Linked DNA regions of Mus musculus: region 1 is linked to region 2. A link is a loop called in an ENCODE intact Hi-C map of the cell type or tissue named here. Cell type or tissue: left cerebral cortex. All regions are shown on one strand. Links, peaks and the distances in the headings refer to the core of each region. The heading gives the core; the rest is flanking DNA.

Region 1 (10,185 bases), core at 834-8,833, 64 kb before region 2:
ATGCCCACACACACAACACCCACACGCCCACACACACACACACACACACACACACACCACACACCCCACAACGACCTAATCCTCCAGGCCCTCACCCCACAGTTCTGCCCTTACTCAGCGATACCGCTAGCAACCTGGGGCCAAGTCTTTAACATATGGCCTTTGGGGAACATTTAGGATCTAAACCGTAACGAGGTATTTTGAATGACACCAACTTTGGCCAACTAGGCCAGCGCCAGCAAGAACAATTCTGCTTTGCCCTAGCTTTGCGTTCACATGGTAAAGTAATAAACACATAGAGCTGCCTAAGTGAACCAGAAGACCTGGAAGAGACTCAAATGTGCACAAAGATGATAACTGTGCTCTCAATATTATGGAAACTGAAGCTCCTTTTTGAACTTTAAAGCAGAAAGGAGCATGTTCCAACATACAATCAGAGTTCAGGTGGCACTCACCATAACCCGCCATCAAGCAAGCAGCTGGAAGCTGCAGTCTAAACGGAAACCCTGGGTTGCTGTATAAGAGTGTCTGGTGCAAGGATTAACACAGCCATTTGCTACATAAAATAGGAAAAGGTTCTTTAACACCTGGTAATTTTTCTCAATGTGTGTCCTGTAATTTTCTCTTTCCTACCAGTAAGTTTACTCCCCCCACGAGTCTCATCACAGTTACTGCAGTGGGCTGTGGCTTCTTGGGTTATAAACCGGAAGACTCCGTTCAAACTCACCTGCGGCCTTAAGCTAACTCCACATCAACTAGTATCCCAGGCCAAGCCACCAGCATCCTTCACCAGGGCTAACAACAAGCACAGCCAATCATCTTCCACCTTTGCTTCAATTCTCTAGAAGCCAGAATCATGCTTTCAAACTACAAGTTGGACCCTGACACTCCTCTGCTAAAAACCCCATGAGCTGTGCACTCTGATCTCCCCCCGAGTCTGATGCTGCCACCCCATTTCTGACCACTGCACACAGCTTTTTGCTGCAGGGCCTTCCTGTGGCTTCGTGCTTTGACTGGGGTATTCTTCCTTCCCGATGTACCTTGGCTTTGTTGCTTGTATCCTCATCTGCTTAAGTAGTCCAGTCTGGCTGGAACGCAGACTCCTTCCATCCAGCCACCACAGTGCCAGGAAGTTCGGTGTGACTCACCTCCAATATTTTATGTTGTCAACTTGTACCTCCCTAGGTTTTCTCTTTATTCAGCATTGATTCTCTCTATATAATGTATAACCTCTTCAAAGAATATTACTTTTTTAAAAATTTTTCATTTCCTAGCAAGAATGCAAACTACCCAAAGGAAGTAATGTGGTTTTATTCATAGCTATATCCCAGTTCCTAGAACACTGAAATATCTGATGAACAAATGGCTGGGTGTGAAATGGCACCTGAGCTGGGAGGGCTCACTGGAAAGGTATAGTTAAGATGAAGCAGGATCATAGGACAGCTTCCTGTGTATCCAGAACACACAGGAACAGGGCTCCTGGGAATGGCACATAACGGCCAGACGATGTCTCTCGGAGCGGAGCTCCAGGCTGTTTCAGATATGTCTTTGGCATAGACAAAGAAAACAAATGTTCCCAAGTTCGTCCGTGGATGTTCATCATAAACACTCATGTTCTGATACTTGTGGGAAAATGTTTGCAAGATAAAAATATAAAAATAAAATATACAAAGTTCTTCATTAAAATAATACCTTAATAAGTCCGTTAAAAGCAGAGCCAGGACTGGATCCCGAAAGAATAGGCTTTTGAAACAATCACATGACCACACCCCAGCCTCCTCTGACAGTGAGACAGTGAGGAAGCCTCCTCCAGCTACTTCTGTTTCAGGGTTAAAATGTAGCCGAGGAATGGCTCCATTCTATTTGCCTTTTTTGGCCTTGGCTGTTTTTTCCTTTCTTTTTTTCACATGTTTAGGGATTTTATTTTTTCTCTTCTCTCTCTGGGCTTCCTTGACCATCTTTTTTCTTTCCTGTAAAATATAAACAACCCACCCCCAATAAAATTCATTCATTCGGTGTATTCAAGTTATTATTAGAATTAAAATTAATATGTTAAGCAGATAAAAGTATATGTAGCATAAAAAATAACAATTACAGCTTGGTGAGTACAACTTTGCTTTGAGGTTCCCTGCATCTCATTTCTTTGCCATCTCTCTCCCTTCATATCCCTGCCTTCTTCCCTCTCTAAAGAGGGTCTCACTTTGTAATCCAGACTATTCTTAAAACTCCCAAGGCTCAAATGATCTCTCCCCTCCTCAGTTTCCAAGTGCTGGGACAATAGGTTCTGTCATTATACACAGGTTATCTTTCTTCCCCAGCTCCCCGAACCCAGCTACACCATGTCCCTTGAACACTGTTGAAATTATAGACAGTCAAATCAATATCCCAGTATATGTTACTTGACGTTTACAAGTTCCATATTTAAGAGAAATAATGGTTAGAAAGAAACAAATATTTGCTTCTAGTAAACAGACAGAACACGTAATCTGTATGATATTAAAGAAGCTCCTAATAGCAGCTAAGTCTCTAATTTACTCCAAAAGTAAAGTTTGTGTTTAGTTATGGAAACTACAAGTAGAGGCACCATTGATGTTTGAGAGCCACCACATTCAGGAGTAAGATCTTGGCTAACCTTTTTATCAATGTCAGGGTCAGCAATATGGTTTCTGCATCCGGCTTGATCTTCCTGCTCTTCAGAGACTGTGTCGGAGCACTCAGAGCCCCCAGCATCGTCTGAACCAAAACAAGTCTCTTCCTTAACTTCACTTTCTAGGAGCGCGGGGACCTTGAGATTATTATAGAACAATGCTACGTGAAGCCAGGTACTATCAACACATTAATGCCAGCATCTTACATCAGTATGTCAGATACTCTTTCAAGTTATGCACTGAAACATCAAAATAGAATCAACACGCGGGAGAAAGATGGGTAGCATCCATTCACTCCTGTAGGACTCAAGAACATACACAAAGGAATTAGCAGGGTGTCTAATCTTTTGACAGTGCAACATGATGCTATCATTTACAAATGTGTTGGATTACATTCACAGCTATCCTAACATGCATATCTGATTACTAGGGCTATATGGGTGGCCTAAATTAACAACACAACTCTGCTACTTTTAGTAAGACAGAGAGTTGAGCTGGGATTTGGAAAGAATGTGAAATACAGAGGTAGTAGCAGCAGTAGTAGTAGTAGTAGCAGTACTAGTAGTAGTACTAGTACTAGTACTAGTAGTAGTAGTAGTAGTAGTAGTAGTACTAGTAGTAGTAAAATCTATTTAGGTGGCTTCACAACTGTTTTCCTGTGTATTTACTACATTACTAGCAGTAAGCTAATCTAACCAAAATGAACAGTCCATCAAGAGGAAGTTTCACTTTCTCTGAAATGAACTAGTTATTTAACTATTTTTCTTCTTTTTTGAGACAGGATCTCATTGGACAGTCCAGGCTGCCCTTGAACTTTCCATTCCTTTGTCTTACAGATAATGGTATTGGGAACTCAATTCAGGTGCTCTGGAAAAGCAGCAAGGGCTCTGAACTGCTGAGCCAACTCTCCAACCCTGACATTTATCAAAATTAATTTTAAAAACGACTGAAAAAGGTATATGGCTATCATCAATAACCCCTGCATCAAAGAAGTCCAGGATTAATGACAAATATCTCACTTTTAATGGAAGAATTCAGAGACAGAATAAGTACATTCCCAAAGTTAACTCTAATACCACTTTTCTGTAACTTTTACATCTTCAAACTTTTATAAACTTCAAAAAGAGTTTCCACAGGCTGGCAAGGTTCATCATGTAGCCTGACGATCTAAGTTGGACCCCAAAGACCTATGAAGAGGAGAAAGTCAACTCCCCAGAGTTGTCTTCTGACCACCACACATGTGCTGTGGCATACTTTTGAGCACACACACAAATAAATGCAGTATCTACAGAATAAATTCTGTTATAAAGCAATAACAACATATTTTTTTCATACCTTCTGGACTCCTGACAAATCTTTTTTCAATCCCATGACAGTCTGGTATAGAATCTTGAAAACAAAAGGAAAACGAATATAAGCATAATATATTTAACATATATAACACACACACACACACACATATACACATATATAATCACATATATACATATAAATGTAATATAAACATAGAAACCGACAATAATATGTATATGCTGTACCATTAAGCATGGACTAAACCCTGCTCCTGTGAATGAGAACTCGCTCAGAATCTATCACACAGTAACACGGAGAGGAACATGCATTATTCTTGTGTCCCAGGTCTGCATCTCCACAGACTCAATACAATCAAACCTGAGAGTTTTCAGATGGGTTTTGCAACCCACGAGATGACAGCAAATACTAATTTGGACTTTACTCAGTGCAATGTTACGTACTCCACAGACAATCCTACTCTACTCTCACCAGTAGATCTCCACGGCACAAGCTGTAGTTATTACTGACAGTGCTTTCAAGGGGTTGGAAAACGCTTAGTGATTCAATGTGCAGGCTGCTCAATCATGAGGCTCCGAGCTAGGATCCCAGCGCCTACATTCATCTGGTGGCTCAGAAAGCTCCAAGGGCTCCAACACCCTCTTCTGGCCTGAGGGCACACACTGATGTATATGTGCAATCACACAGGCAACAGACATATATAAAGAATAACAGCGCTTTTAGGCCCGAGAGCTAGCTCAGCAGATAAAGGCACATGCCACGAGAGCCTGCCTATGTTCCGCAGAAGCCACACAAAGGAGGAGAGAAGTGAGCCGACAAAGCTGTTCTCTAGTCTTCCTACAGGCACCACGGCATGCGTGCTGACACATGTCTAACACACATGTAATATAGTCTTAATGCTTTTATTTCATGCATGAAAAGCTGGAGAACACTACTTCACTCTTTATACAAAAACTTATATAAACAGCTAAATTTTGCTACATGGCTAAAAAGCCTAAAAGGTTACTTTCTGGTCTACTAACAACAAAAAATTTCCCCCAGGGGAACTAGAGAGATGCACTGTGGCTAAGAACTTGTTCTGCTCATGTGGAGGACCCGAGTTTGGTTCCCAGCACCCATGCAGGGAAGCTTATAACCCCCTCTTAACTCCAGCTCCAATAAACCCTAACACCTCTGGCTTTCAAGGACACCAGCATTCCCTCATGTGTGCATGCCTTCCCCCACGCACACATAATTAAAAATGATATAAATATTTTAATCATTCCTTCAAATATGTATGAAAATGAAGCACAGCTTTATCAACCCACTACGATCGTTGTTAACCCGAGACTTCGCCTTTTTTCTCATCACAGTTCTCTGACACATGGAAATGCACCGCCCTCTCTTACATCGCTTATGCAGCACGTATGGAAGCTTATGCAAAGGGAGCTGGCTGTCTCACGAGCACCAGGCAGGACTACGCTCAGTCTCCTTTGGTAGAACAGGCTCCAGACAGAGCAGGCCACTCACGTTGTCTTGCTGAGTGTTCAAAGCCATGTCTTCTTCCTTTAACCTCATCATGATGTCCACATCTCTCTCATAATTCTTTACTTCGTTTAAGGTTCTGGGAATATATGCTTGTTTGAACACCTAAAAGAGGAAAGCAAAATCAAACTGTGATTCCTCACCCTGCCCATCCCTCAGCACCCTTAGCTGGGTGCAGAAATGTATCCTCATCGCCAATGCTGGCTCCCACTCCAGCTGTGCACACGCTGGGGTCATGTCTGCTATGTGGTAAGCTAGAAGCAATTTGGTAAGCTAAAAATGAAATTTTACAACTGACTTAGGGGAGAAAGAGAGTGTATTCCAATGATTCTTAGAGTAACACTCCTCCCATACATACACATTCCAAAGGGCATCTGAGGAAGGACAGGATAGACAGGTAGCAAGGACGGCCTGGCTGTGAGCAACTGAATACCCACCACTCTTACATTGTAGGAATATCTCTATGAAGCTGCCACAAACTTCTGAGAATAAGCTACAATTAAAATAATAAATATAATAATAATTAGCCTATTGTGGACCTTAATAAAAATGTCTTGATTTCTTTAGACTGGTTCGATTTTAATTTTTAACAAAGTATTTAAAGTCTGTTATATTTACACAATGAGCACATAGGCCATCTAAAAATTCATACTTGCACATGAATAGGCTTTTCCTTCTTGACTCACCCCACAAGCCTGAACAACAGGCTAAAAGGCTGCTGAGTACAGCAATATAACTGAATGTAAATTATATACCCTGTGTCTAAAAATCAAGTTCAAGCTTTACCAACAGAAACAAAACCATGGAAACTCCTGTAACACAAGAATCAGTTGGAAATGGTGGCACATACTCCTAACTCTAGCAGAATGAGTGCTAGTTTGAGGTCAGCCTGTACCGCATATCAAGTTCTAAGACAGCCTGGTTTATATGAAAAGACACACAACACAACACTCCAGAGTGCCAAGCAAAGCCCACAAGTGTTCCCCAAGGCTGTGAATACACAATAACCCCCACCTCTTCATCCACATGATCTTGGCTAGTCTTTTCTTCCTTGGTCCTCTGGGATGCTATTTCCATAGCCTTTGAAAGAAAGCAAAACAATTATTTCCCTTTACATTTACCCTAGAAGACACACTTTTTATTTTGTAATGAACTATTTTTTTTAGTCTTCACAGGTATCATGTCTTCACACTTCTCCAACTAGAGTGAGCTTCTACAATGTAGACTGGCTCTCTACCAAAGACTTGACAGTCATTTTAAAAGAACTAGAATAAACTCCTCTAGTCTCAAGGTACCTTTAGTGCCTTCTTCAAAAATCAACATTGGGGGCAGCTCCGTGGTGGAGCACTGGCCCAGGGTCACAAAGTCACACACCCAGCCCCAGCTCATGGCCAAGACAACAAGAAGGATTTTTTTTGGGGGTGGGGGGCAAGAACAGGGTTTCTCTGTATAGCCCTAGCTGTCCTGAAACTCACTTTGTAGACCAGGCTGGCCTCGAACTCAGAAATCTGCCTGCCTCTGCCTCCCAAGTGCTGGGATTAAAGGCGTGCACCACCACGCCCAGCTTAAGAAGGATTTTTTTTAAACTTAATTTTAAACTATTAGCAGAAATCTTTTTTCATCAGAAGAAACTGAGACTCAATAATGAACCACTTCTTGAACCTTGAAATGTCAGTGACATGAATCACAAGAAAGGTAAATATGTGGCCCTAATGCCGACACAGGATATATCACCAATAAAGTCGCGCGGGCAACAGTAACTGTAAGGAGAGAGACTCTATACTGGGTTCTTCTTCTGACTCATAAAAACAGTTCTCTAGTTAAAACACAGGGAGAGGGCCAGAGAGGTGGCTCAGTGGCTAAGAGCATGGACTATTCTTCCAGAGGACCAGAGTTCAATTCCTAGTGCCCACACATTGGAGAGCTCACAACACCAGCTCCACGGAGGTCCAATGCCTCTGGCCTGTACAAGCATCTACACACACGTGCACATACCCATATGGATGCATACTAAAGTAAAAATATATCTCTCAGAAATAGATATAGAGAAAGAAAGAACATTTATTTTGTTTTTTTTAAAGTATAGAATCAATACTAATAGAGATAAAAAATACTTTGATAGTCAATACATGTATGGTGGTTTAATAAAAATGGCCCCACAGGCTAAGGAGTAGCATTGTTTGAAAGGATTAGGACATGAGGACTTGTTGGCATAGGAGAGACGCCTTGTTTTAGAAAGTATGTCACTGAAGCTCAAGCTAGGCCCAGCGGCTCACACTCTCTTCCTGCTGCCTACTGAGCCAGTGTACAACCTCTCAGCGACATCTCCAGCACCGTGCCTGCCTGTGAGGCTACACACTTCCCACCATGATGAGAATGGACTACACCTCTGAACTGTACTCCAACTCAATTAAATGGTTTCCTTTGTAAGTGTTGCTGTGGCAATGATTTTTCTTGACAGCAAAGAAAACCCTAAGACACCATGTAGCTGCCTAGTACATAATCAGGTACTAACAATATACAAATAAAATTTCTGTCCCTCAAGAGTTCATAATCTGCCAAACATGGTGGTGCACTACGACCCTGGCATTTCTGAGGCAGCAGAGGGAGGAGCATAAGGCCAGGTGAGCCAGGGCTACAAAGTAAGACTATCTAAAGGAAACAAAAACCCAAACAAGACAAATAAATAGGCTGGAGATGTATTCAGCTGCAAGGAGTGTGGGCACAGCATGCACTGAGCCCTGGGTTTGCTCCCCAGCACTACATAAACTAGAACAGGCTGCTGTGGTGTGGTTATAATCTCAGAACTCAAGAGACAAAGTCAGAATTGCAAGTTCAAGTTCATCCTTGGCTATACAGGGTCTGAGATAGCCGGGGGGATATTAAAAAAAACAAAAAACAAAAAACCACTGTCTCCGGCTGGTGAGATGGCTCAGTGGGTAAGAGCACTGAATGTTCTTCCAAAGGTCCTGAATTCAAATCCCAGCAACCACATGGTGGCTCACAACCACCTGTAATGAGATCTAACGCCCTTTTGTGATGTGTCTAAAGACAGCTACAGTGTATTTATATATAATAATAAACAAGTCTTTGGGCCAGAGTGAGCAGGGACAGAGCAAGCAGGGCTGACTGGAGCGAGTGGGGCCACTGGAGCAAGCACGGTTGACCAGAGCGAGCAGAGGTCCTAAATACAATTCCCAACAACCACATGAAGGCTCACAACTATCTGTACAGCTATAGTGTACTCATATACATAAAATAAATAAATAAATCTTTAAAAAAACCACAGAAAAACACTGTCTCAAAAAAAAAAAAATTTAAAGAGAAAACAATGCTCCTGAAATCACTGCTCCTCCTGAGACCCTTTGCCACAACTGTCTGACCTGAGTTTTAACATTCGCCAGACCAAGCAAGATGAACAAGTGCACAAGTGCCAAGGTGGACAGGCCCTCCAGGAGAAAGGGGAACTATAAGAATCCTGACTCAGAAGTGACAAGATTAACAAGGAAGGCACAAATGGATTAGGTTAGAATATAAAACTTCTGTTTAGGGACCAAAGGATGCACTCAGACAACACACGGCATTTGTCTTGTGGGGAATCCTGGCTGCTCAGCTCTCCCCAGCCTTGAGTTGGGGTGTTTCCTCTGCCTGTGTGTTGCTCTTGTCCCTGAGCCTGATTCCCAGCGCTCACAAGCACCCGTAACCCCAGCTCCAGGGGTCCAATACCATCAGGACTCCTTGGGCATCTACACGCTTGCAGCATATGGTCACACAAACACACACATATACATATTAAAAAGCAAACCAACGTGATTTTACTTGTTAGCAGTACTGAGAGAAGCAGAGTGCAGGCAGAATGGCCGTTTCCAGGAGCTGGTGGGGGTCGGTAAGTACAGGTTCAGTATTTGATGTTAAAAAAAGTTCTGAAGATAGAAAATCTGTGGCTTACACAATAATTTAAATGTATATAATGCTTTGTACTTAAGGTCATGCATGTTTTACCACGCACATGACAGTTTTCTCATTAAACGTATGGAGGTTGACAGCCGTCACAGTTTCTCTGTAATCCTGCCAAGTAAGTGACGTCAAGAGCCCTGCCTCTACTGACTTCCTTACTGTTGTTAATCTCACTGTGAAATGGTAAGTGCTAAGACATGATTAAAATGATAGTGACACTGAGCAACACTAATGACTGAACCTCTCAGACAGGCCACACAAAGGCAAGTTCTCGTGTGTCCTCTCCTCAGCCCACCTTACCTTTTCCAGGTAAGCATCCATGTTGTCAGCAGTGATGGAGGGATCTGTGACGAAGTCGAAGAGCTCCCGCACGGTCATCACTGCAACAGCATGCTTGGAAAAGAAATCTGTCAGAAGGAAGCAGTAATGACAGCTCGAGAAAGGGAGTCGCTCCTCCTCCAGCCAAGGAACAGAGAAAGAAAAAACAGTGCACCATCGCCTGCCTGCCAGTGGCGTAAGTGGCGTAAGTATATTGAGCCATCCCAAGACTTGTCAGCGCTGGGGATCAAATGCATGGCTTTCCACACAAGACAGATCTAACATCCCTATGCCAGACTACATTCCCACTTCAAGTGTCAAGACCTTATCCCAGTGCTTCTCAGCCTTCCTAACACTGCGACCCTTTAATATAGTTTCTCATGCTGTGGTGACCCCCACCATAACGGTATTTTCATTGCTACTTCAT
Region 2 (9,842 bases), core at 1,843-9,842:
CCTCCTCCTCCTCCTCCTCCTCCTCCTCTCAGTTCTGCCCAGGGTTTCTTGCACTTAGCCCTGGCCTTCAAACTGCACCTGACCACTCTCTTCCCTCTCACCAGGGCCTTCCTTCCCATTCTGTAAGGGAAGTGTCCTGCGAGCCCTCATAGAGACCCAAAGCAGATAGGACTGACACCGTAGGTAGTGTATCCGAAGCTTAGTGGTCAGTACTTAGTAGTCCTGCAGAGAGTAGTAGTAGTAGTATTAGTAGTAGTCCTGCACAGAGGTTTGAGTCTAGAGCCTGGAAAAATGAGTGCTGGATGTTGGACGGTGTTTTCTGTGAGCTTCTGTTTTTCTGCCTGGTCCCAGGTCCCAGAATAATGACTCGGAGACTTAAATATATTTACAAATGCCTTGGCCAAGTGCTCTGGATCGTTCCAAGACTAGCTTATAAGTTAATCATCCTGTTATAAGTTCTGCCATGTGGCTGGTTACCTGGTCCTCAGTTACATGCGACCGTCTTCCTCTGTGTCTGGGGCCGAATCTCTCTTCCCTTATGCCTGTCTCTCCCCCAGAATCCTCTCTCTGTACCAGAACTTCCACCTCCCTGTTTCCTGCCTAAGCTAATAGGACAACAGCATTTTTTTATTGACAAGTGATTCTTCCATACAGTACAAGATATTATGCAGCTGGAGGGAGAGGGAAGCCTTATAGGAGCGTCACTGGATTTAATGGCACAGTTAAAATCCAAGCCTACTTGGACTACATTGAGAAGAAAACTGCAAAATGAGACATGAGACTGAGAGGAGAGGCCTCCGAGCCGTCAGTTTTGAAAGGTGGTATTAGAGGGAAGTGGATGTTGACGGGGTGATGATACTGAGCAGCCTTCACTGTGGTGTAGAGAGGGATGCTCTAAAACCACGTCTCTACACAGGGGCTGCCATCTAGACTGCAAAGGATGACTGGCTTTCGATTGGCCTATAAACATTTTATTGCAAGAGAAAGGAGGGCAGAGCCTGAGGGGACAGAGGCAGGTTAAGTGGTGGGTTTTGTGGTGATCAGTCTGGTGGCTGGATTGCCCATGCTCTTTTTGAAGTGTGGGCTAGGGAAGGAATGGAGGCTCTGCTGCTAATTGCGGAGCTGCCAGGACAGCCTCATTTTCTGTTCCCTTTTCCCACGGACATTTCCCCCTCCTGAGAGTATACAGCAGAAAAATTTAATTCTCCTCAGCTCTTTGCCACATGAAAGAACTTAAGTATTTGTTCATACGCAGTAAACACAATTGTTTCAACTGATATATTATTGGGCATATCCTAAAAAGCAGACTATAAATTTAAGGAGAAAAGATGTAAGAACATCAAAATCATTATCCCATTGATTCACCAAGTATTTCTGAGCTGGGCTTGAGGATATTCTCCTATAGTACTGGCGCCCGGGAGGCTGAGGCAGGAGAGTTCAAGGCTTAAGGCCAACCTGGGGCTATACAAGATGGCCCTGCCTCAAAACAAAATGAAGTTCTCTCATGTCAGACTGTTTTCTGTGTCATGGTATATTGACATCCAGGAGACCCAAGAGCTACGGATTGTGTGAGAAGACAGGAAATGCTATGAGGGGTGACTTGAGAGGAAGAGGAATTGGGGGGGAGGGGTTGGGAGGATGGATGCTAGGAACCAAACTTGGGTGGTCTGGAAGAACAGCCCTCTCTCCAACCCAAGGGTTGTAATTTTAAAGCAGGTCAGGGTTAAGGGCAGAAGGTGAGGGATGAGAGAAGTTCTGAAGGACATGCAGTCACCTGGAGGGTACAGAGGCTCATGGCCTTTTCATGGTGCTGAGGCAAACATAAGTATAAAGGGAAGTGATTGTCTGCTCCCACAAATTATAAAGGAATCAAATGACCAAAGCAGAGATCTGTCTCAACAGTGCCAGTGTGATCACCCTGGATGTCCCATGTTTCTAGAAAACAAGATACCTTCCAAAAGATGGGTCAGAGGTTGCGGGGAGACAGGGGTCCTGAGGAGGCTGAAATTAGTAGATGGGACTTTGCAATAAAGGCTGTGTCGTGATAACTCAACCTGCTCTGAGCTGCTCATGTCAGAATGTTCTGTTGCTGTGAAGAGACACCATGACCCAAGACAGCTCACACAAAAGAAAGCATGTTGTTCAGGTTTGTTTACAGTTTCAGAAACTGAGTCCACTCTCATCAAGGCAGAGAGCATGGCTATACACAGGCAGAATAAAGATGGAGAGGTGCTACATCCTGATCCACCGGCAGGAAGAGAGAACTGGTCCTGGGAAGCTTTTTAAACCCCAAAGCCCACCCGCAGTGACATACTTTCCCCAACAAGGCCACACCCACCCCAACAAGGCCCCACCTCCTAATCTTTCTCCAATAATGCTACTAAGCATTTCAATATATGAGCCTCTGGGGGCCAATCTTATTCAGGCCACCACAGCTTTTTGTTTGTTTTTGCGGTTTCAACAAACTTGTCCTTGTGTAGCAGTAGTTAGTTAACCACTCTGTGCTCCCAACAGGTTGCACACCCACACCTGCCCAAGAGGTATCGGGATTCTTGAATGAAAGATACACACACACACACACACACACACACACACACACACACACACACACACACACTCCAGTTAATTTTAATGTGTCTTAACGGCTGGGTGTTTCTAGTCTCACTGCTAGCAAACACTCCCCTCCGGTACTCCTCAATTAAGATCTTTTAAAATCTATATTTCATCTCTGCTACCCCAAACACAATTGGGGAAGTGGCCTGTGTCAGTGGGCCTTTAGGTCTGATCGTTCTTCTTTCTTCTTCTCATGCCAATCTCTGCTTCTTTTCTCTGTTTTGTTTCCAACCCTGTGCCAATCTCAAAGTCTCATTTCAGTCTGTCTGCCTAGCCATTGGCTGTTGGCTCTTTATTGATCCATCAGAAACCAGTTGGGGACAAGGACCTTCAGCATATTCCCGACTTGGGAGACTGGATTAATTCAAAGCATTAAAACCAATTCCCAAATTTCATCCTTTCTGTCCAAATTAAAAAAAAAACTCTTAGACATAATTTGAGCATAACCATAACACGTAAATTACAAAGTATGATATACAATTAACATCCAGTCCATCATATTTATTAACTATATACAGTATTTTACCTTTTACCCTAACTTAAAGAGCTTACCATTCTATACCTGAATTATGTTCTGATTTTAGCTTGTATTATGTCTTAGTCAGGGTTTCTATTCCTGCACAAACATCATGACCTAAAAGCAAGTTGGGGAAGAAAGGGTTTATTCAGCTTACATTTCTACATTGCTGTTCATCTCTCAAGAAAGTCAGGACTGAAACTCAAGCAGGTTAGGAAGCAGGAGCTGATGCAGAGGCCATGGAGGGATGTTACTTACTGGCTTGCTTCCCCTGGCTTGCTCTCTTACAAGCAAGTCCCAAGACTACCAGCTCAGGGATGGCATCACCCACAATGGGTCCTACCCCCTTGATCACCAACTGAGAAAATGCCCCACAGCCTGATCTCTAGGAGGCATTTCCCAAACTGAAGCTCCTTTCTCTGTGATAACTCCAGCTTGTGTCAAGTTGACACCCAAAACCAGCCAGTACACATTACCATCTGAAAAACATCCTTTCAAATCTATATCATCTCTTTCAATGCTAAACAACTTAAGTTTGCTTGTGAGACTATAATTAGTCTTCAACCCCATCAAATATCCAAGATCCTCGTATTTAACCCGGGAGTGTCTCCTGGCACAAGAAACTGACAAGGACTGTAACTGAGGGGATGGTACAGAGACACTGTCCTTGTACCGAAGATCTCACTGTCTCCCTTTCTGAGGTCTGACTTCAGGTGGTGGCACTTCTGACTCCTTAATGTTCATAGAATTTATAGACAGTCTCTTTCCCCTGTTCAGGTCAGACATGTGTTCATCTGATCTGAACCTACTGGGGTTAATTAAGTTGAGATATGGTCTGTGACTTCCACTTCAGTCATCTTCAACAATTCTGAGGGGAGTTTATTTGTCCCTCTGTGGCTCAGAGGCTCCAATGATCCTGGTGGCTGCTTAACCTGTGTAGTGGTTTGAATGAGAACTGCCCCAGTAGGCTTGTGTTTGAATGTTACATCCCAGTTGGTGGAACTGTTTGGTAAGGACTTATGTGAGGAGGTGCATTGTTGGGTGTGGGCTTTGAGGTTTCAAAAGTCCGTACCATTGGACTTACCTCTCTGCCTTGTCCTTTGGGGCTGAACATATAAGCTCTCAGCTTCCACGTTAGCACTGCCTGCCTGCTCCCATTCTCTCTGATGCGATGGTCAGGAACTCACCCTCTGAGACTGTAAACAAGCCTACAAATCAAACACTTTCTTTTATAAGTTGCCTTGGTAATGGTATCTCTTCACAGCAACAGAAAAGTAACCAAGACAGTCCCTGAATCAGGATTGTGGCTGGAGGTTCTCAGCGCAGCCACTACATCCCGAGTGTTTCACACTGACCAGCTGAAGTTGCCAGAAATATGCCAGAAGTGAGATCTTTGGCGTAGAAACTGCAGAAAGGCTAGGTAATTGCTAAGTTTGGGTTGTTAAGAAAAATTACAGAACTGAACCTCTAATGATCAGAGTTCAAGCCCAGAACCCATCTAAAATGTGGAGAGAATCAGTTCCCTAGAAGTTGTCCTTTGACTGACCTTTACATCTATCTGTGCACTGGCAATTATACACCAGAGAGACAGTCAAATTTAAAAGAATAAAACTCCAGAACTCCGATTGTTTATTGCAGGGGGGGTAGAATTTTGTGACAAGGTATTAACTCTGTAGCCCAGTCTTGCCCCGAACTCGCTACATAGCCCAGGCTGGTCTCCAGCTCGCTGCAATCCTCCTGCCTCCATCTCTCAAACTCTGGGGTTACAATGTGAGACATCACTTTCGGCTTTTTATTTTTATTTATTTATTTTGTCGTTATCCATATCCTTTACTTTCTGTCTTTCAACTGCCACACATGCGGGAAGTTTCCACTCCTTGGCCCCTCAAAGCAACGGGGGACAAAGCGATGCTAAGCATCTGGAAGAGATAAGCCTGCTCAGCTAGGCTCTCGCGGGAGCCCGTAGGCTCCCCTGGTCCCCGCCACCGCCGGCCACGTGATCTCCCGGCCCGCAGGCCCCGCCCCTGGGCGCTTAGAGGCCACGTCGACGGTGGCGGGGAGGGGCGACGGATGGCGCGCGTGCGTGCGTGCCCCGCCCCTCCACCGCGGCCCGGATGAAGAGTAACGCCATTACCGCCAGAGCCTCCGAGAGCCCTAGCGGACCCGCACCGGACGCTGACCGGCCGTACCATGAGACTCCTCCCCCGCCTGCTGCTGCTGTTCCTGCTGGCCTTTCCCGCCGCCGTGCTGCTCCGAGGCGGCCCCGGAGGTGAGAGACGCGGGGCTGGGTTGGGGACCGCGGCCGACCCCCGGCCCGGCTCTCGTGGGCCATGCTATCCCCCGCCCCGGGACCCCCCGCAGCTCGGCGTCCTCAGCGAGCGCGGGCCCGAAGCCCGCGGTCCGCAGGACCCACGCCAGGGTCGGCCTCGCTTCTCCGCCCGCGCTCGCCGCGGGCCGCCCGTCCCCAAGCTCTGCGCTGACGTGTCGCTAGCCACACGCCGGCGCGCCTCCATTCATTCGCCCACTGTAGATTCTTCTCCTCGGCGCGTGGATCGTGTTCGCCCGGCCCCCTCGCTCGCCCATCGCGGTCTGTGTGGACCGCGAGGCTCGGTGTCCAAATCCGTCCCCTTCCTCCGGCTGCTTGTCAGCCGCTACCGTAGAGTATGGCCGGATGGCCTCCTCCTTCCTTTTCTAATTTCTCTCCCCTCCCCTCCCTTTTCCAGCCAGTTTTTGCTGGTTGAAAATATGCTGCGAAAAAGTTATTTCGAGCTTTGTAAGTTTATTCTTTCCAACGATTGACCTGGGCTAAAAACTTGGCAGAATGTAAAAACGTAGAAACTTGTTCCCCCTTGCCCGCCATGTCCATTAATTTTGCTAGTTTATAAAAACAACTAGTTTGAGTGGTCACCAGAAAGAATTCCTTTTCTTTCTCTAAGTTTCTGTGGCCCAGGGCATGAGAAATAACGAGCCATGTTATGAACTCTTTGGCCAAGCACACAGAAGTGCTTGGCTTCTACTTAGTAACTAGTATGACTTTGAATTATAGCTGTTAGGGATTTTGGCTTGGGAGTGTGGTGGTGGGGACATAAGACAGATGTTGAGACCGAGTCTCATGTAGGTAACCCTGGCTGCGTTGTAAGTTGGTGCCCTAGCTAGCACGTCCTTGAACTTATGATCCTTGTGCCTGTACCTCTGGGGTGCTGGGTTTCAGGGTGTCACCACACCCCGTGGATGAAGTGGTGGGGATGAACCCAGGGCTTCCATCGTGCCAGGCATGCAAGGCACATATGCACACTACAACCTTAGACCATTGGGGTTTTCTTTCTTTCTTTAAATCTGGCTTTTGATAAATTACCTGTAAACTATGAATGAACTGTTTTAACTCGGGAAAGTAAAAAGACTTAAAAAAATCATGGTTTTAAAGATAGTGTTTTCTCTTGGGCTTTGCACATGTGGCTGTTCCCACATTTTCCCTCGCTGCTGGATTGCCACATCATCGCTCCCCGAGAAGTGGTAATAAGAACTGCTTGAACTTTAAAGGGCTTTGTAGAGTTTTGCCTGAAAGTGATGTTGTGTGGTTTTTGAGAAAGCTTTGTCAACAAGTCTCTGATTTATAAATTAGCATTATGATTAGCCCTTATTTTTTTTGATATTTTAAATGTCTGAAACTATGCTTGAAGTCATGTGCAAAAATAGTTGGATTTTTTTTCTTTGCTACTAACCACGAAGCTGCCACTATTTATTTTAATTTTTTATTATATTTAGTGTGTGTCTGCCTGTCTGCCTTGTAATATATATCCAGAAGCTAGGAGACAATTTGCAGGGTGCATACCAAGAATCAAACTCACATGGTCAGGCTTGGCAGCAAGTGCCTTTAACCACTGAGCCATTTGGCTTGCCCCGTTTTTTTGTTTTTTTGTTTTTTTTTTGTTGTTGTTGTTGTTTTGCCTTTTTATATTAAAAAGATTCCCATTAAAATTATAATGTAGTAGTTAAGACTACTAGTAAAAAATGTAAATATTTTTTGTGCAGTGGCATTGCTCAACTGACCAGGGAGACTATATTACAATAGGTGGAACATTTTCTTGTCTAGACCTCATGTTTAAAGACAAAGATAAAGGTTAACTGCTCTTTTTTATTTTTTTATTTTTTTTTTATTTTCAGGGTCATTAGCTTTGGCTCAAGATCCTACAGAAGATGAAGAAATAGTGGAAGATTCAATAATTGAAGATGAAGATGATGAAGCTGAAGTAGAAGAAGATGAACCCACAGATTTGGTAAGTTCTCTATACCATATTTAGAATATAGCTGGGTGTGGTGGAGCTTGCCTTTAATCCCAGCACTCGGGAGGCAGAGGCAGGTGGATTTCTGAGTTCGAGGCCAGCCTGGTCTACAGAGTGAGTTCTGGGACAGCCAGGGCTACACAGAGAAACCCTGTCTCAAAAAAACAAAACAAAAACAAAAAAAGGAAAAAAAATAATAATAGAATATATATGATATATTCTGAGTAGAGATTCCAACTAAGAATGTACTCTTTTTATAGGCAAGTTTGCCAATTACCTCTTCAGTTTTATGTGTATGGTTTTGTATGGTACTTGGATGTGAGAGCAAATACTGGGGAGTCCAGGGGCGTTGGATCACAGGGAGCTGAAGTTGCAAACAGTTGTGACCTTTCAGACATGGGTCCCCTGCAAAAGCAGTACTGCTCTGAGCCTCTGAGCTGTCTCCCCAGGGTTGGAATTGGTCTAAGGGCAAGTCACTGAGCATGAGCGCAAGGGCCTTCTGGAGTAGTGGGGAGACAGGGTACACTGAACAAATCAAGATCATGTGCTTCGCTTCCTAGGTCTGTCCTTTTCTGTGCTTGTAACCTGCCATTGACTCCTATGGGGAGACTCTACCATCCATATAGCCAAGTACTGTTCTGGGTACTAGATTGAACAGAGGTTTTTGTTTGCTTGCTTGTTTGTTTGTTTGTTTGTTTGTTTGTTTTTCCCGAGACAGGGTTTCTCTGTATAGCCCTGGCTGTCCTGGAACTCAGAAATCCACCTGTCTCTGCCTCCCAAGTGCTGGGATTAAAGACGTGTGCCACCACTGCCCCGGCTTTTTTTTTTTTTTTCTTTCTTAAAGTTGATATTTTTGGGGGGTTGTGTGTGTGTGTTTAGGGAGCAAGGGTTGAAGAGCAGGAGATAAAATACCTCTATGTAAGTAAGGGTTAGAGAAGATGGCTTAGAAGCTAGCTCTGAAATTTGTGCTCTCCTAATGACAGTAAGAATAACTGGCTCAGTTGGAGAGATGGCTCAGCAGGTAAGGTGCTGACTATTCTTCCAGAGGACCTGGGTTCTCTTCCCCTGCACCCACATAGCTACTCACAAACATCTGTAAGTCTAGTTCCAGGGGATCTGGTGCCCTGTCCTGGCTTCTGTGGATGCTGCTTGCATATGGTCCGTAGATATACACGAAGGCAAAACACCCGTACACAGAAAGCTTTTTTTTTTTAAAAAGGAGCTCAATTGCAACATGCTTCCTGCTAATTTGCTAATTTTATTTCCTGCATCAGTCCTTCGTAGATTTTTTGTTTTCATTTGTATGGACATGCCAGCCACTCAATCGGTGCTTTGCTCTTCTATTAATTTTTGTTGTTGTTGTTAGTGATTTGCTATGTAGGTGCGTAGTGTCTCCTCTGAGTAGAAGACCGTTAATGTGTGTGCTTTCTGTCGATCTGTGCCAAGTTTTCCGTTCTGAGGCTTTGCATCTTCAACCTGTCTCATTACATGAACAGCCTTGATCAGATCAATACATTCCTGTTTCATAGTTGTAAATATTTGACCAAAGTAGTGCTTTGGGTAAGATAATTTAGAGTATATTGGAATTTAATTTAGGATTAAAGATGATGTTTAGGGCTTTGAAATTTGAGCCTACATGATAGTAATGGATTGTATCATTTTTCTGGATTACTTGAACTTTCTGGCACTGGAATGTACTTACTGTGGAGAAAGGCGATCCAAAGGGGAGGAATTAGGTCTTTTTAAGAAGGTGGTCTGAATTTTTCTTATCACAAAAATAAATGGTCAGGATGAGCTGAAAGAGGAAGCAGAAGTACCCTCGATGTATGGAGTTTGTGGAAGAAAGATGACCTCGTAGAGCTTCTGTCCTTCCAGAAGTTACCTCTGGGACAGTGACCTCGGCTTTGGTTGTAACTCCTCTCCAGGTTTCTTATTAGCGACTTACACTCAGCAGTGAAGACATGGGCGAATTGGGAGATTATGGCAGAGGCCTGAGTTGTCTTGAGATTCATACGTACATGCACCCTTGGTCACACTTCCCAGAGCTGGAGGTTAAGGTGGAGGGACACGGTGATCCAGGAGGTGGCTTTCCCAAGGAAAGGCTCATGCATCACATTCAGGATGTCCTGACTGCTCAACTTGCCAGCACAGGAACGACACTGTAAAGTGTGATACTAGGAGAGTGTGTTCATGTTCCCCAGTTACGACACTGTAAACGACACTGTAAAGTGTGATACTAGGAGAGTGTTCTCCATGTTCTTCATGCTCTCCAGTTAGCAGAAGGGGAAGAGAGAACTGACAGACTAGAACCCACAGAGCAGCATTTCATCCCGGTCTAGGGAACTCAGTGGTTTTCCAGCCCTTTCTCAGCAATCTGTTTTTAATGATGCTTCCCTTAGGCAGAAGATAAAGAAGAGGAGGATGTATCC

What was found. Hi-C counts contacts between places; a loop is a spot of excess contacts. Peaks named below come from ENCODE experiments on the same cell type or tissue, not always from the same donor. Only the 100,000 strongest peaks of a DNase experiment are listed, where the experiment ranks them.
Region 1: a loop joins it to region 2, with 2.0 times the contacts of the local background. A loop is called at or near these places in 4 of 42 quality-filtered maps.

What each region holds. Positions count from the first base shown.
Region 1 is chr13:38,052,540-38,062,724 of GRCm38, reverse strand. It overlaps Riok1 (RIO kinase 1), which reads right to left. Exons shown (of 17, transcript NM_024242.3): 12 at 9,741-9,847; 13 at 6,498-6,563; 14 at 5,469-5,588; 15 at 3,984-4,037; 16 at 2,633-2,785; 17 at 1,292-1,970. The coding sequence ends at 1,860. Among named protein-coding and RNA genes, the nearest start is that of Riok1, 21 kb to the right of the region's middle. In left cerebral cortex, for the core only: no CTCF peak of the experiment used is centred there; no DNase peak of the experiment used is centred there.
Region 2 is chr13:37,989,562-37,999,403 of GRCm38, reverse strand. Ssr1 (signal sequence receptor, alpha) reads left to right here and starts at 5,196. Exons shown (of 8, transcript NM_025965.4): 1 at 5,196-5,399; 2 at 7,295-7,407; 3 at 9,813-9,842. The coding sequence starts at 5,321. In left cerebral cortex, for the core only: no CTCF peak of the experiment used is centred there; DNase peaks (open chromatin) are centred at 5,178 and 5,626; H3K4me3 peaks cover 2,091 bases; H3K27ac peaks cover 1,354 bases.